2 separate regions of the Homo sapiens genome follow, and region 1 is linked to region 2. The links are chromatin contacts, found by Hi-C or POLR2A ChIA-PET in ENCODE. All regions are on one chromosome and are shown on one strand. Each heading gives the region's core, a stretch centred on a gene start or an enhancer-like site at or near the end of the contact. The rest is flanking DNA. Distances are from core to core; before and after follow the strand shown. Region 1 holds the start of LOC105372708 (a long non-coding RNA gene). Region 2 overlaps OSBPL2 (oxysterol binding protein like 2).

Region 1 (6,821 bases), core at 354-2,853, 110 kb before region 2:
TCAGTTGAGCCAGGAGGTGGAGGCTACAATGAGCCATGATCATGCCACAGAACTCCAGCCTGGGTGACAGGAGACCCAGAAAAAAAAAGAGAGAGAAAGGAAGGAAAGAAAGAAAGCCACAGACTGGCAGAAAATATTTTCAAAACCTGTATCTGATAAAAGACCTGTATCCAGGCTGGGTGCAGTGGCTCACTCCTGTAATCCCAGCACTTTGGGAAGCCAAGGCGGGTGGGTCACCTGAGGTCAGGAGTTGGAGACCAACCTGGCCAACATGGCAAAACCCTGTCTGTACTAAAAATACAAAAATTAGCTGGGCCTGATGGTGCACGCCTGTAATCCCAGCTACTGGAGAGGCTGAGGCAGGAGAATCACTTGAACCCGTTGGGCAGAGGTTGCAGTGAGCCGAGATCTCGCCACTGCACTCTAGCCCGGGCGACAGAGCGAGACTCCGTCTCAAAAAAAAAAAAAAAAAGGAAAGAAAACATATGTCCATTCGGAGACTGGTACTGAAATGTTCATCGAGGCTTTATGTGTCATAGCCAAAAATGGAAACAATCCACACATACACCAACAGGCAGATGGATAAATAATGGTACGTCCCCCTCGAAAGACAGCATACTGTGTGATTTTATTTGTATAAACTCTAGAAAATGCAAACCAATCAAAACTGACAGGAATCATGTTGGTGGTTGCCTGGGGTGGGGTGGTGAGCAAGTGGGATTACAGACGCACACAGGAAACGCAGGGAGTGATGGGAGGTATATGCTGTCTTGATGATGGGATTACAGACACACACAGGAAACGCGGGGAGTGATGGGAGGTATATGCTGTCTTGATGATGGCAATGGTTTCACAGTTGCATATAAAAGTCAAAACATTGGCCAGGTGCGGTGGCTCATGCCTGTAATCCCAGCACTTTGGGAGGCCAAGGCAGGTGGATCACAAGGTCAGGAGATCGAGATCATCCTGGCTAACATGGTGAAACCCCGTCTCTACTAAAAATACAAAAAATTAGCCGGGCATGGTGGCGGGCTCCTGTAGTCCCAGCTACTCAGGAGGCTGAGGCAGGAGAATGGCGTGAACCTGGGAGGCGGAGGTTTGCAGTGAGCTCAGATCACGCCACTGCACTCCAGCCTGGGCGACAGAGCAAGACTCTGTCTTAAAAAAAAAAGTCAAAACGTCAAATTGTATCCTTTAAAAAGTGGATTTTATTTTGCATCAATTATAGCTCAAAAATTTTACAGAGACTATAGGTGCTATTTGGCAAGACTCTAGGACGCACTCACTCACACAAAGCTTGAAGTCCGCTCTCTGGGCGCCGGGTCTCCAAGGCTGAGTTCTTCAAGGGAAACCTCTGCAACCTAAATCTCCTGAGCCCACGAAATCTGGATGAGCACTTCTTTAAGAAAACCTTCTGTACAAAATCGCAGACCCCCAAAACAGAGAGGGGAGTGTCCTCCCGAGGGAAGCCGTCTGGGTCGCTCCATCAGGAGAGCCTCCAGGGGCCTGCAGAGGAGGTGGCACTGCTTACCTGTCAGGAGGCTTGGGGCCACCAGCACTGTCCCCAGAAGCCACTAGGTGGTGTCTGAGAGCAGTGCTGGAGCAGGGACGGGGCTGGCTGAAGGGAGCTGAGCCCCTCCCCTCCATCCCTCCACCCGCTGTCTGTACAGTAAGTTGTTTACTGGGCCTCCAGTGGGTCTCGTGGGAAAGGGCCAGAGGGCAGGTGTGAAGGAGGGATTGAGGAGGCAGGAGGACCTAGCACTCGAAGACACCGTCGGCCTGAGCCTTTTTTGCAGAATCCTAGAGCAGCCCCCAGCGGCTCAGAGCAGTTGCTGCCTTTGCAGGGTGATCCCAGTCAGGGTCTCTGAGTGCCCCTGCATCCACCTGAGAGCACACTCACACCTGCTTCTGCCCCGCAATTGCTATATATAACTTTGACTGCCAGTGTCACCCCAGGTTTGTGCCTCTTTAGCAGTGTGACCTGGCACAAATTCCTTAGCTGCTTCTCCCTCTAGCTGTAAAGTAAAGCGACTGTCATGGAGCCACCCAGCCGTGCTGCAGTTGGCTGCTTTCAACAAACCAATGCCTGTCCAGTGCTCAGAAAAAGGTGTGGCACCCAGCATACTAACACTCACCATCATCACCATCATCATTGCTACTACCATCATTGTCACCATCACCACCATCGCCATCACTATCACTATCATCACCACCACCATCATCACCATCACCACTATCATCACCACCATCATCATCACTATCATTATTGTCATGATTGTCTATCACCATCATCACTGTCAGTATCATCGTCACCACCATTGTCATCACCATCATCATCATCTTCACCATCATCTTCACTATCACCGTCATATCCACCATCATCGTCACCATCACAACCACCATCACCACCAACACACTGTCACCATCATCACCATCATCACCATTATCAACATTGTCATTGTCACCATCATCATCATAACCACCATCGTCACCACCATCATTGTCATCGTTATTATGCCCAAGATCACAAGACTAGGTCTGGATTTGGGGCTGTTGACTCAGGAGGCCACACTATAGCCACCCCAATCTCACACGGGCCCCTATTCAGGATGCCTGGGCAGGTATCTGTGCACAACAGCCCTGGCTCTGCTCTCCAGCCCCTCCTTCAGGCTCACCTCACAGGCAGGTAAACATGTTCTCAGACATGCTGTGGTGCGGGCTGGGAGAAGAGCCTCCCTCCTCCTTCCCAGAGCAGCTGTTTCTGGGCCAAGCAGGGCCCAGGCCAGCCCCAAATGCATTGTGTGTAGAAGGGAACAAGCCCAGAACAAGGAAATCCTCCTTCCAGGCCAGGGAGGTGGGTGTCCGGGTGAGTGGCAGGTCAGGGCCGTGGGATGGGCCTTCTCCTGCAGCGAGCCCGACACTGAGCTACAGCCACCAGCCCCCACTCCTGCCCCAGATAGAACCCGCTCTTGGGTGAAGGCTACGATAGCCAGCCTCAGAGTGGGACTTATGGGGTGTGGGGAGAACACGGACCTGGCCATGAGCTGTCAGGGGATTCCTGGGGCACTGCCTCCTAAGCCATGACTCGACATCCTCTCGTCTTGGAGAGACAGAGGCAGTAACAGCCCCGCCCCAGGTTTGCAGAGGCTTAAGTGAGGTCACCAACGTGAGGGGGAGGCCCAGCTGCCCGGGAGCCCTGGAGACTGTCACGGCATTTGTCACAGGGACCCTGGGAGTGTTGGGCCAGCGCATCTTTCCATTTCGTGCCATTCAGTTTTACTTTAACTCACTTTACTATTTTGTTTTTTGAATTTATTTTACTTGATGAGACTTTAGAATTTTTACATTGAGGGAGAACCTACCTATGAGAAAGTGCCCAGATCCTGAAGGTCCCACCCCTGTGGTCACGGCAGGCACTGGGTCAGAGCCTGGGGGTCCAGGGTACCTTCCCCACCCCCCTCCCCAGAGGCTCCTCATGCCCCTTTCCAGGACATGGTGAAGACAGGCAGAGGGGCTGGGCTGGCCGGGCCTGGGCACTGGGTACTGGGTCCCACCGTGAGTCTCCCTGGAGTACAGGCTGACCCAGCAGGGAGACCCGGAGAAGTCCTCTCCCCACACCTCCTGGGGGCTGGCTGAAATCTGAGCCAAATGACAGGAAAAGAGGCACTTCCATCCCAGTGGACACACCAAGGGCTCCCACGCTGGCCAGGCGCCAGGCCAGCTCAGCCAAACTGGTTCAAAGAAAGGAAGCTGAAGGGGAGACCAGAAGCAAGGCCCACTCTGCCTCCAGGACCAGGCCCACCTGGGGCAGAGACTGGGGTCTGTCCCCACCCGGGACCTGTGGGCCTGTATCCTGACCTGGGCCCAAGCTGACCTCTGACCCCAGCATAGACGGATCCCCAGTCTCGGCTCCAGGCCAACTTCTTTTTTTTTTGAGACAGAGTCTCGCTCTGTCCCCCAGGCTGGAGTGCAGTGGCACGATCTCAGCTCACTGCAAGCTCCGCCTCCCTGGTTCACGTCATTCTCCTGCCTCAGCCTCCCAAGTACCTGGGACTACAGGTGCCCGCCACCACGCCCAGCTAATTTTTTGTATTTTTAGTAGTGACAGAGTTTCACCATGTTAGCCAGGATGGTCTCGATCTCCTGACCTCGTGATCCGCCCGCCTCGGCCTCCCAAAGTGCCAGGATCACAGGCATGAGCCACCACGCATAAGCCACCACACCCGGCTTTTTTTTTTTTAAGACGAAGTCTCGCTCTGTCCCCCAGGCTGGAGTGCAGTGGCGTGATCTCGGCTCACTGCAAGCTCCACCTCCCTGGTTCACATCATTCTCCTGTCTCAGCCTCTCGAGTAGCTGGGACTACAGGCACCCGCCACCATGCCTAGCCAATTTTTTTTTTTTTTTTTTTTTAGCTGGAGTTTTGCTCTTGTTGCCCAGGCTGGAGAGCAATGGCGCGATCTTGGCTCACCGCAACCTCCGCCTCCCGGGTTCAAGCGATTCTTCTGCCTCAGCCTCCCTAGTAGCTGGGATTACAGGCATGTGCCACCACGCCTGGCTAATTTTGTATTTTTTTTTTTTTTAGTAGAGATGGGGTTTCTCCATGTTGGTCAGGCTGGTCTCGAACTCCCGACCTCAGGTGGTCCGCCCACCTCGGCCTCCCAAAGTGCTGGGATTACAGGCGTGAGCCACCGCACCCGGCCTCCAGGCCAACTTCTGACCCCAGGCCCCAGCATTCCGGAGCCAGGGCAGCACCGTAATTAAGGCAGAGACCTGGGAATCAGGCCTGTTTCTGGTGCCACCTCCACACACACCCGGCCCTTCTCCTCCCTGAGCCTCAGTTTTCCCATTTGGAGGCAGGACCGTTCCTCCTTCACCGTGGGTGGAGGGGAGGATCCACAGGGAAAGGGACTGCCAGGGACACCGTGAGGGGTGCACTATGCAAAGGCAGTGTCGCGTCCACACGGGGTGCACCTGCAGACACAGAGAAAAACTAACTTTTACTTTTGCTGCTGTTTTCCTACTGAAAATGGGCCACCTCTGGCTGGGCGCGGTAGCTCACGCCTGTCATCCCAGCACTTTGGGAGGCCAACGGGGGCAGATCATGAGGTCAGGAGATCGAGACCATCCTGGCTAACACGGTGAAACCCCGTCTCTACTAAAAATACAAAAAATTAGCCGGGCGCGGTGGCTCACGCCTGTAGTCCCAGCACTTTGGGAGGCTGACGGGGGCGGATCACGAGGTCAGGAGATCAAGAGCATCCTGGCTAACATTGTGAAACCCCGTCTCTACTAAAAATACAAAAAATTAGCCGGGCGTGGTGGTGAGCGCCTGTAGTCCCAGCTACTCGGGAGGCTGAGGCAGGAGAATGGTGGGAACCCAGGAGGCGGAGCTTGCAGTGAGTGGAGATCGCACCACTGCACTCCAGCCTGGGCGACAGAGTGAGACTCGTCTCAAAAAAAAAAAAAGAAAAGAAAAGAAAAAGAAAATTAGCCACCTCTGTCTGCCTATGTGTCCAGGAAGGGGCCTGGGACTGGCTCTCGGGGCCTAGCTCCTCCTGCCCTCTGGGAAATGTGCAGAATGTCTAAGCCAGCAAGCAGGCATGGGAAGGGAGTGGCCGGCCGGATGCAGGGCTCCATGGAACAAGTTCCCCAGTGCCAGGGCAGGACAGCAGGGCCTGGAGAGCCATCATCAGCAGGCTCCATCCTTCCACCTGTGAACTGTGACCTGAGAGGAGCCACCTCCTGGGAGGCCCACGAGGGGTCCTGACCAGCAGCCTGGCACCTGCTGGGGCCACGCAGAGACCCCATGGCAGCCTGCGGGAAGGGCAGTTATCATCCCATTGACAGAGCAGTGACTGAGGCCAAGCGGGACGGAGTCGCTTCCCTGGAGTCATGGAGGATTCGAGGGCCCGGCATGCCCAGTGGGAATGGCGGGATTTCGGGCACGGCACGTCCAGAGGCAACGGTGTGAGGCCCCCTCATTTCTGGAGCCCTGCTGGCGCCCAGCCGGGAGCCTGGGATGGGCCCCAGAGGAAGGCGGCTGGGACTCCTGCTCCACCCCCACCTCCCCGAGCCCATCCCAGCTGCTTCTGAGAGCGTCGGGCTGGACGTGCCCGCACGGCAGAAACAGGCCCAGAGACGAGGCTGTGTTTTGCTTGAAAGCCTCTGCGGAGTGATGGAATCCACATTCCTGCCCCAGGTGAGTCGCCCAGGCTTGTCTTGCTCAGCCTGGCTCTCCCAGCTCCTCAGGGTTCCCAGCCACTCAAGGTTCCCAGCTCTGTGGCCCGGCTGGAGCTCCGAGGCCCTGGAAGTTCTTGTGGGACCCAACAAGCCCCTGAGGGGCAGCCAGAGGCCCTCATCTGCTGGGACTCCTGCAGGTGGCTCCGCAGGGTCACAGGTCGCCCTGGGCCCTGGGGCCACAGTGAATGGATCCTAAGGCTGCCCTGCAAAGGGACCCCAGAGAGGGGATGGGGTTGCACCCCCGGGCCGGCCACTGCGTGCCATGCAGACCTCTCAACCGGCCATGCTGGTGGGAGGCGCCCAGCAACTGGCAGGGCCCAGGAGGGTTCCTGCCAAGAACCTGGCACCCGGCCTGGGAGTCAGGCAGAGCCGCGGCCCCCACCTCCCTCCCACAGCGCCACCACCTCTCAGCGCTTCCTGGGGCCCCTGCCTCGGGGTGCTTTTGCCCACTCCCCTCAGGGGGCCTCACGGCCACCCAGCAGGGAGGCACCATTGTCCCTGCTCAGCACTTGAAGCCCTAAGACTCTCCCAGGCTCCCAGCCAGGGAGGCACTGAGCCAAGACTGGGCAAGGAATGGGCCA
Region 2 (6,971 bases), core at 2,156-4,655:
CCTCTCAGAGGGTCCCCTCCCACGCTGTTTCAAATTCCAACCCTAAGTCACCCCTGCCACATGAGCACAGGGTGGGGGAGTGTGCAAAGGGCCACTTCCCTGGCTTCCTTCTCAGCTCTCTCCCCCTGTGGGAGGCAGTGCCCTGCAGCAAGCAGCCCAGAAGGGGAGCCAGGACACAGGCGCCATGGGCAACCCAACCCTCATTGCCACCGCAACCTCACGGTCCCCGGCCCTCAGACACCTGCCAGCCTGGTGTGGAAGCTGCTAAGTTTGGGACAGTTATGCAGCAAAAGACAAGAAATACAATGAATGATGCCGGAAAGCGGGGTGAGTTCCAACTGCAGACGTGAGGATGCACCCCAGCAACATGGGACCCTGGTCATACAATGAATGATGTGACCGAAAGGGGGGCGAATTCCAACTGCAGACGTGAGGACGCACCCCAGCAACACGGGACCCTGGTCAGGAAGCTCATCTGAAGACGTTTCTGCTGTGGGGAGGTCCCCACCTCAGGAGAAAAATGACAGGGTTTCCTCCTGAAGGAAGCTTTCCCTCCACATCACCAGCACCCATTTCAGTTTCTGCAGGAAGCGGATCTCAGCAGGACGCACCGACACTCACTTGAGCAGCTCCAGGGTGATGGTGCCTCGGGGCTCCGCCTCCACGCTTTTGCCCCAGAACTTGAGCTTGGGGTAGATGGAGCCATGGAACAGGAAGTCATGGTTGAGACCTTCCGAGTGGAACGCACTGATGGGGGGGTGGTGACTGACCTGTTCCGATATAAATCTGAATCCTAAATCTTCCCTAGGTCAAAGAATAAAAAAGAGAGACACATTAATGGCAGCAAAATAAAAGAAAGGGCAGCTCAGACATCATGTGGAGCCCCTCACAGGACGCTGGGAAGCAGGGGCCCTCCATGCCACAACATGTGGCGGAAACACCCAACACCACCTCTCCGACATTGCACTTGGCCTAACGTTGGCAACAGACACACACACAAACATGACATCGCACTTGGCCTAACGTTGGCAACAGACACACACACACAAACATGACATTGCACTTGGCCTAACGTTGGCAACAAACACACACACAAACATGACATCGCACTCGGCCTAACGGCAACAGACACACACACAAACACGATATCGCACTCGGCCTAACGTTGGCAACACACACACAAACATGACATCGCACTCGGCCTAACGTTGGCAACACACACACAAACATGACATCGCACTTGGCCTAATGTTGGCAACAGACACACACACACAAACATGACATTGCACTTGGCCTAACGTTGGCAACACACACACAAACATGACATCGCACTTGGCCTAACATTGGCAACAGACACACACACAAACATGACATCGCACTCGGCCTAACGTTGGCAACAGACACACACACAAACATGACATCGCACTCGGCCTAACGTTGGCAACACACACATAAACATGACATCGCACTTGGCCTAATGTTGGCAACAGACACACACACAAACATGACATCACACTTGGCCTAACGTTGGCAACACACACACAAACATGACATCGCACTTGGCCTAATGTTGGCAACAGACATACACACAAACACGACATCGCACTTGGCCTAATGTTGGCAACAGACACACACACAAACACGACATCGCACTTGGCCTAACGCTGGCAACAGACACACACACAAACATGACATCGCACTCGGCCTAACGTTGGCAACAGACACACACACAAACATGACATCGCACTTGGCCTAACGCTGGCAACAGACACACACACACATGGCTTCCAGAGCACATCTGACCCACCCAGAGAGCGCAATGGTGCAGGAGAGGCCTCCACCCTGATGCCCCGCTTGCTCTCCACCTGAGCCACAGCAGTGTCTGGCTAGAGGTACCCAGAGACGCAGGTGGAGAAGCAATCCTTACACACCTCTGACTCCAAACCCTCAACCCCGAGGGACTCCCATTGCCCAGGAACTCAGGACCCTAAACCCTTTCTGAAGGGGGTGCCCCTTCCTTGTCTTTCTACAAGGCCCCTGAAATTTCCGAGATGGAATGGCTTATACCCCAAAATACTCCTGTCCAGGAACAGGATTTTTAGTGTACTCTCTTTTTCAATCAAAATGTCAGCTTTTAATTGTTCCGGAACTGTGAATACACCTACAGTTGTAGTCATTAAAAATTAGAAAAGCTAAACCACATAATTACCAACTTAACTGGAATCAGAATTTCCAATCATTACAGAAGAAAGAAAGTTGAAAAATTAGATTTTAAAAGGTTGACTACCAAGGTATGTAATTTACAAAATGAATACTTGTCTGAGAAAAGAATGTGTATTTTTAGCTATAACAAGGGATCTGTAGGGATCCAGGGTATCAGGAAAGGACTTGGTCCACGTCCATGGCCCCTAACCTGACAGACTGCCAGGGTCTCACAGACACACAGCACATGGCAGACACTGGCAAGGACGATCTGGAAGTGAACTCATGACAGACGACGTGTCTCGGCGTTGCGAAGGTGCATAGCTTGCTTCTGGCTGTGCAGCAGGAGCTCCGGCCCCGGGTGCAGCCCCTGGGGAAGGGTGCTGGCGGCACGCCCCGCTCTACCCAGCCCAGGCGGCTTGCATTCCTTTCACCCACAAGGCTTCTTCTCTATCATCTAGAACTTCTTTCCTCTTCTGATTTATCTTTTTCTTTTTCTTTTTTTGAGATGGAATCTCAAAATCTCTGTCGCCCAGGCTGGAGTGCAGTGGCGTGATCTCGGCTCACTGCAACCTCCGCCTCCAGGTTCAAGTGATTCTCCAGCCTCAGCCTCCCGAGTAGCTGGGATTACAGGCACCCGCCACCACGCCCGGCTAATTTTTTGTATTTTTTAGCAGAAACGAGGTTTCACCATGTCGGCCAGGCTAGTCTCGAACTCCTGACCTCAGGCAATCTGCCTACCTCAACCTCTCAAAGTGCTGGGATTACAGGCGTGAGCCACCACGCCCGGCCTGATTTATCTTTTTCAAGACATTTTAATAATTTTTTAAGAGCCAATCCCGTCAATGCCTCTGACAGTGGCACAGCACGCTGACCAGAGGACGAGAAGGCTGGCAGGCAGCAACAGGAATACTGCTCAAGAGAAATATCTAGAAAAGGAAGCACACTCTACATGAATTCAGAACAGAAGACTCCCTCACAAGTGGTTCTCGTGGCCAGTCTTTCCCTTGTCCAGGCCTCAGCCTCCCCTTTCCCAGAAGCAGAAGCAGGGCTGCTCCCTGCAGCTTGTGCCAAGACCGACAGTTGCCTGCTGGACCCTGCTGTCACCACGCCACACTCTGTCCAAACTAGTCCTACTTGCTCAAAGGCAATGACATCTTGAGAACAGGTGCTCGGCTGCCCAGTGCCAGCCAACTTCTAAATCAGACAAAAAACACAAAGTTGGCATTCACGCACGGGCAGCATGTGGGTAAGGACCAGCAGCTGACCCAGCCAGGATGAGCCAGGAACAGATTAGAATTTGAAGCTGTGACATTTATGTTGCTTCTCCAAACTGCATAGTGATTTATATACAGAAGTGCAGGAAAGCTTGTACTACTAACAACGCATCCTCCCAAAATGGTCTGACAGGCAGTGCTGACACACCTTCTAGGACAAACATGGGCACGCACTTTTAAACTCTTTACACACTGGAAAAGAGTCCATCTGAAGCAAACCAAATCCCACAACCATTTGCTCACTATTGATAAAAATCTCAATCATGGCCAGGCGTGGTGGCTCACGCCTGTAATCCCAGCACTTTGGGAGGCCAAGGTGGGCAGATCACCTGAGGTTGGGAGTTCGACACCAGCCTGGCCAACAAGGTGAAACCCTGTCTCTACTGAAAACACGAAAATTAGCCGGGCCTGGTGGCGTGCACCTGTAATCCCAACTACTCAGGAAGCTGAGGCGGAGAATCAGGAGAATTGCTTGAACCAGCAGGCGGAGGTTGCAGCGAGTGGAGATCATGCCACTGCCCTCCAGCCTGGGCAACCAATGGAGATTCCGTCTCAAAAAAAAAAAAAAATTCTCAATCATTAATAACACATAAAATACAATAAAGGGCCCCAAAACAGCGGCCTTAAGTTTCAAAGGAACTGCACTTCTTGGAACCCAAGATGCCATTCATTGCACTGCACACCATTATTTTATGAAAGAAAGAAAAAAATGCTGCAAATGAAACTATGACTTGGACTGGGCACAGAGGCTCACACCTGTAATCCTAGCACTTTGGGAGGCTGAGGGAGGCAGATCACTTGAGCTCAGGAGTTCAAGAGCAGCCTGGGCAACACAGCAAAACCCTGTCTCTACTGAAAATACAAAAATTAGCTGGGCATGGTGGCGCACGCCTGTAGTTCCAGCTACTTGGGAGGCTGAGGTGGGAAGATAACTTGAGCCCAGGAGGTCGAGGCTACAGTGAGCTGTGATCATATCCAGGAGGTTAAGGCAGGAGGTCGAGGCTACAGTGAGCCGTGATCATGTCACTGAACTTCAGCCTGGGCGACAGAGTGAGACCTCGTCTCAAAAAAAAAAAAAGGAACAAGAAACTGACATGTAGAAGTGCTGCCACGTGAACAAGGCGTCTTAGAATCGATGAAACACTCTAATTTAGAAAAAGTTTTTAATGTCACAGGAAAATTATGACATGTTAAAAAGGGATACAAATTAAATTATCATATTTTGAAACACACACAAAAGAAAGTCTAACAAAATGCTGACAGTTCCTCTCATTTTTTTTAAAGAGACACGGTCTGGCTCTGTAGTCCAGGTTAGAGTTCAGTGGCACGGTCACTGTAACTGAACTCCTGGGCTCAAGTGATGCTCCTGCCTCGCCTCCTGAGTTGCAGGTATTCCAGGCGTGAGCCCAGCCAGCTATTGTCTTGTATGGGATTATGCCTGATTCATCTTTTCTACCTTTCTCAATGTTACACATTTTCTATAAAGAGCACTCTCTCGTAATTAAAAAAACAAACAGACTTCATAATAAAATAACCCAACAGAATCTCAACTAACCCAGAATCCAAATAAGAGGCTAATTGTTTTGGCTCAACTCCCTTTTTCACAGAAAAATAATAAAACAAGATGATAAAGGAGCCCGCCTTCCCTCCCGTCTGCACTCTGTTCCTGGGCAGGGAGGCGTGCAGCCCAGCAGCCTGTGGCAAACAGCTTGCATTCTGCACAGCAGACTTGTCTAGATAACCACCCACGCCCCTCCAGCTCCTTCTCCCCAGGCAGGCGGAGCGAGCTCTGTGTGCTGGGCTCCACTGACAGTCAGAAGAGTGAAGGGTGTCCCACCAGCAAGCTCCTTCTTCCCAGAGTGAGCTCTGTGTGCTGGGCTACCTCGACAGTCGGAAGACTGAAGGGTGCAGCGAGAGTGCCCTGCCCCTCCCTCCTTCAGAACCACAGCTTAGCCCTGTCACAGAGACAGCAGCTGAACTGTGCTCTGCTGACTCTCCCTACACATCTGCCCATGGGCACCTGCATGCATCTACAAGAGAATGACGGGGTCCACGGGCAGTGGAATAAAAATCATTTTAGACATCACCAAACGGCCCTGAAGGAAGCCACCCACATCCCTCTCATCCACAGCTCCCCGGAGCCCCAGCCAGGCTGCTCAATGGCTGAGGAATTACCACACTGCCACATACATGCCATGGTCTGGCCTGCTTTTGACTTCATTTGTTGGTGTGGGTGGGCACTGTCACCTGGGCAGAATCCCAGGATGATTCTGTGAATAACCACAGCAGTCCCCAGGGCAACCAGGTGGGTGAAGAGAACCCCAACCAGTCCTTCCAGAGGCCCAGCCACAAACAACGGATCTGGGGCCCGGCTGGACCTCTGGGGTCAGAGTTCTAGGACTTGGAGTCAGTCTCACGTCTGTGAGGTGAGGGCCACCAGAGACAGGAGGGAAGCTGGGGAGACTCTAGGAAGGGATGGCAACGCTGCCTAGAAGAAAGTTCCATAGGAAGAAGTTTCAGGGATGTCTGGAGATGAGGCGTGGTCTGGTTAACTCTCCCTTGGCCAGAGCCGTCTGACCCTTCCTAAAACTCTGGGGAGGCTGTGGTGGCAAACGTGGCCTTGGGAGTGAAGCTCCTCTTTGCAATCATTCCTGTGTTTGGATTTACCTGCTTTTTCAATAGCGTTCACTAAATGCTTTAGTGAAACAGCCTAGTTTTGCTCATTAGTACCTATTTCCATTTTCGGTGAAGCTCACAACAATCCTACACATTTCACAGACGTCGCACACACACACGGAAGCGTCTACAGTGCGCGCTATCTCCACGCTTGAGTCGAACACACTAAAATATCTCATTGCCAGCGCTTTACACTCACTCAGACGCCGTGGCACGCTAGCACAACACCCCGTGTGTGTGAAACATCTCGCCTACAGCATCCAAACGCTTTCGTGAGCTCTTAATTCAAACAGTTTATTCTCAGAGCAGAGGAATCAATGCTAGTGAAAGAATCAAACTTATCTGTCATCCAAGGAATTCCATTTACAAGATATTTATGATGGGCCTTTCCCCCCTTACCTGATTAATTCATACGTTTCTCCCAAGAGTGGATTAAATGGTTTGCCGGTCCTCTCCCACTGGGAAGCCACAGCCGAAACAGCAAAAGCAGCCACAGACTGTAAATAATCCACGGGGGGGACAGGCACAGCTTCAGTTAGGAAACGCGCTGGAGAAGATGGCCTCTTGTGGAGGGCGGTGGGCACCTGGTTTCTGTCACTATTTGTTCCGTGTGCGTTTTCAGTTTTCCCCGAGCAGTGTGTCTGAGATTATAGGACTTCCAGGGAATGCCCTTCATCACCCGCCACTCCCCCGACAGCACAGAAAGAAGGAACTGGGTGCTGCCTTCCACCCCCGGAGCCAGGCCCTTCTGGCAGATGCTGCAGCAATGTCAGCCACTCCGTCTGATATGCACACACAAGGCCACACACTCAACAC

What was found. A loop is a pair of places that touch in the nucleus more often than their neighbours do. ChIA-PET counts read pairs that join two places held with the same protein, here RNA polymerase II (POLR2A). Pooled maps may share reads with other maps.
Region 1: a loop to region 2 is called in a pooled map, with 2.3 times the contacts of the local background. The contact joins two enhancer-like sites. A Hi-C loop is called at or near these places in 2 of 50 pooled maps. POLR2A ChIA-PET finds 5 or more read pairs at or near these places in 2 of 52 experiments (A549 and AG04450).

The regions. Positions count from the first base shown.
Region 1 is chr20:62,377,658-62,384,478 of GRCh38, reverse strand. LOC105372708 (a long non-coding RNA gene) reads left to right here and starts at 5,652. Exons shown (of 2, transcript XR_936966.4): 1 at 5,652-6,199. RefSeq lists enhancers at 1,283-1,462, 2,515-3,195, 5,869-6,470. Within about 2 kb of position 1,603, at least 6 of the 41 ENCODE cell types and tissues checked have a DNase peak (open chromatin) inside an H3K27ac peak, as active enhancers do.
Region 2 is chr20:62,272,990-62,279,960 of GRCh38, reverse strand. OSBPL2 (oxysterol binding protein like 2) reads right to left here. Exons shown (of 14, transcript NM_144498.4): 6 at 6,555-6,652; 7 at 622-804. Among named protein-coding and RNA genes, the nearest start is that of ADRM1, 27 kb to the left of the region's middle. RefSeq lists an enhancer at 528-1,028. Within about 2 kb of position 3,405, at least 5 of the 41 ENCODE cell types and tissues checked have a DNase peak (open chromatin) inside an H3K27ac peak, as active enhancers do.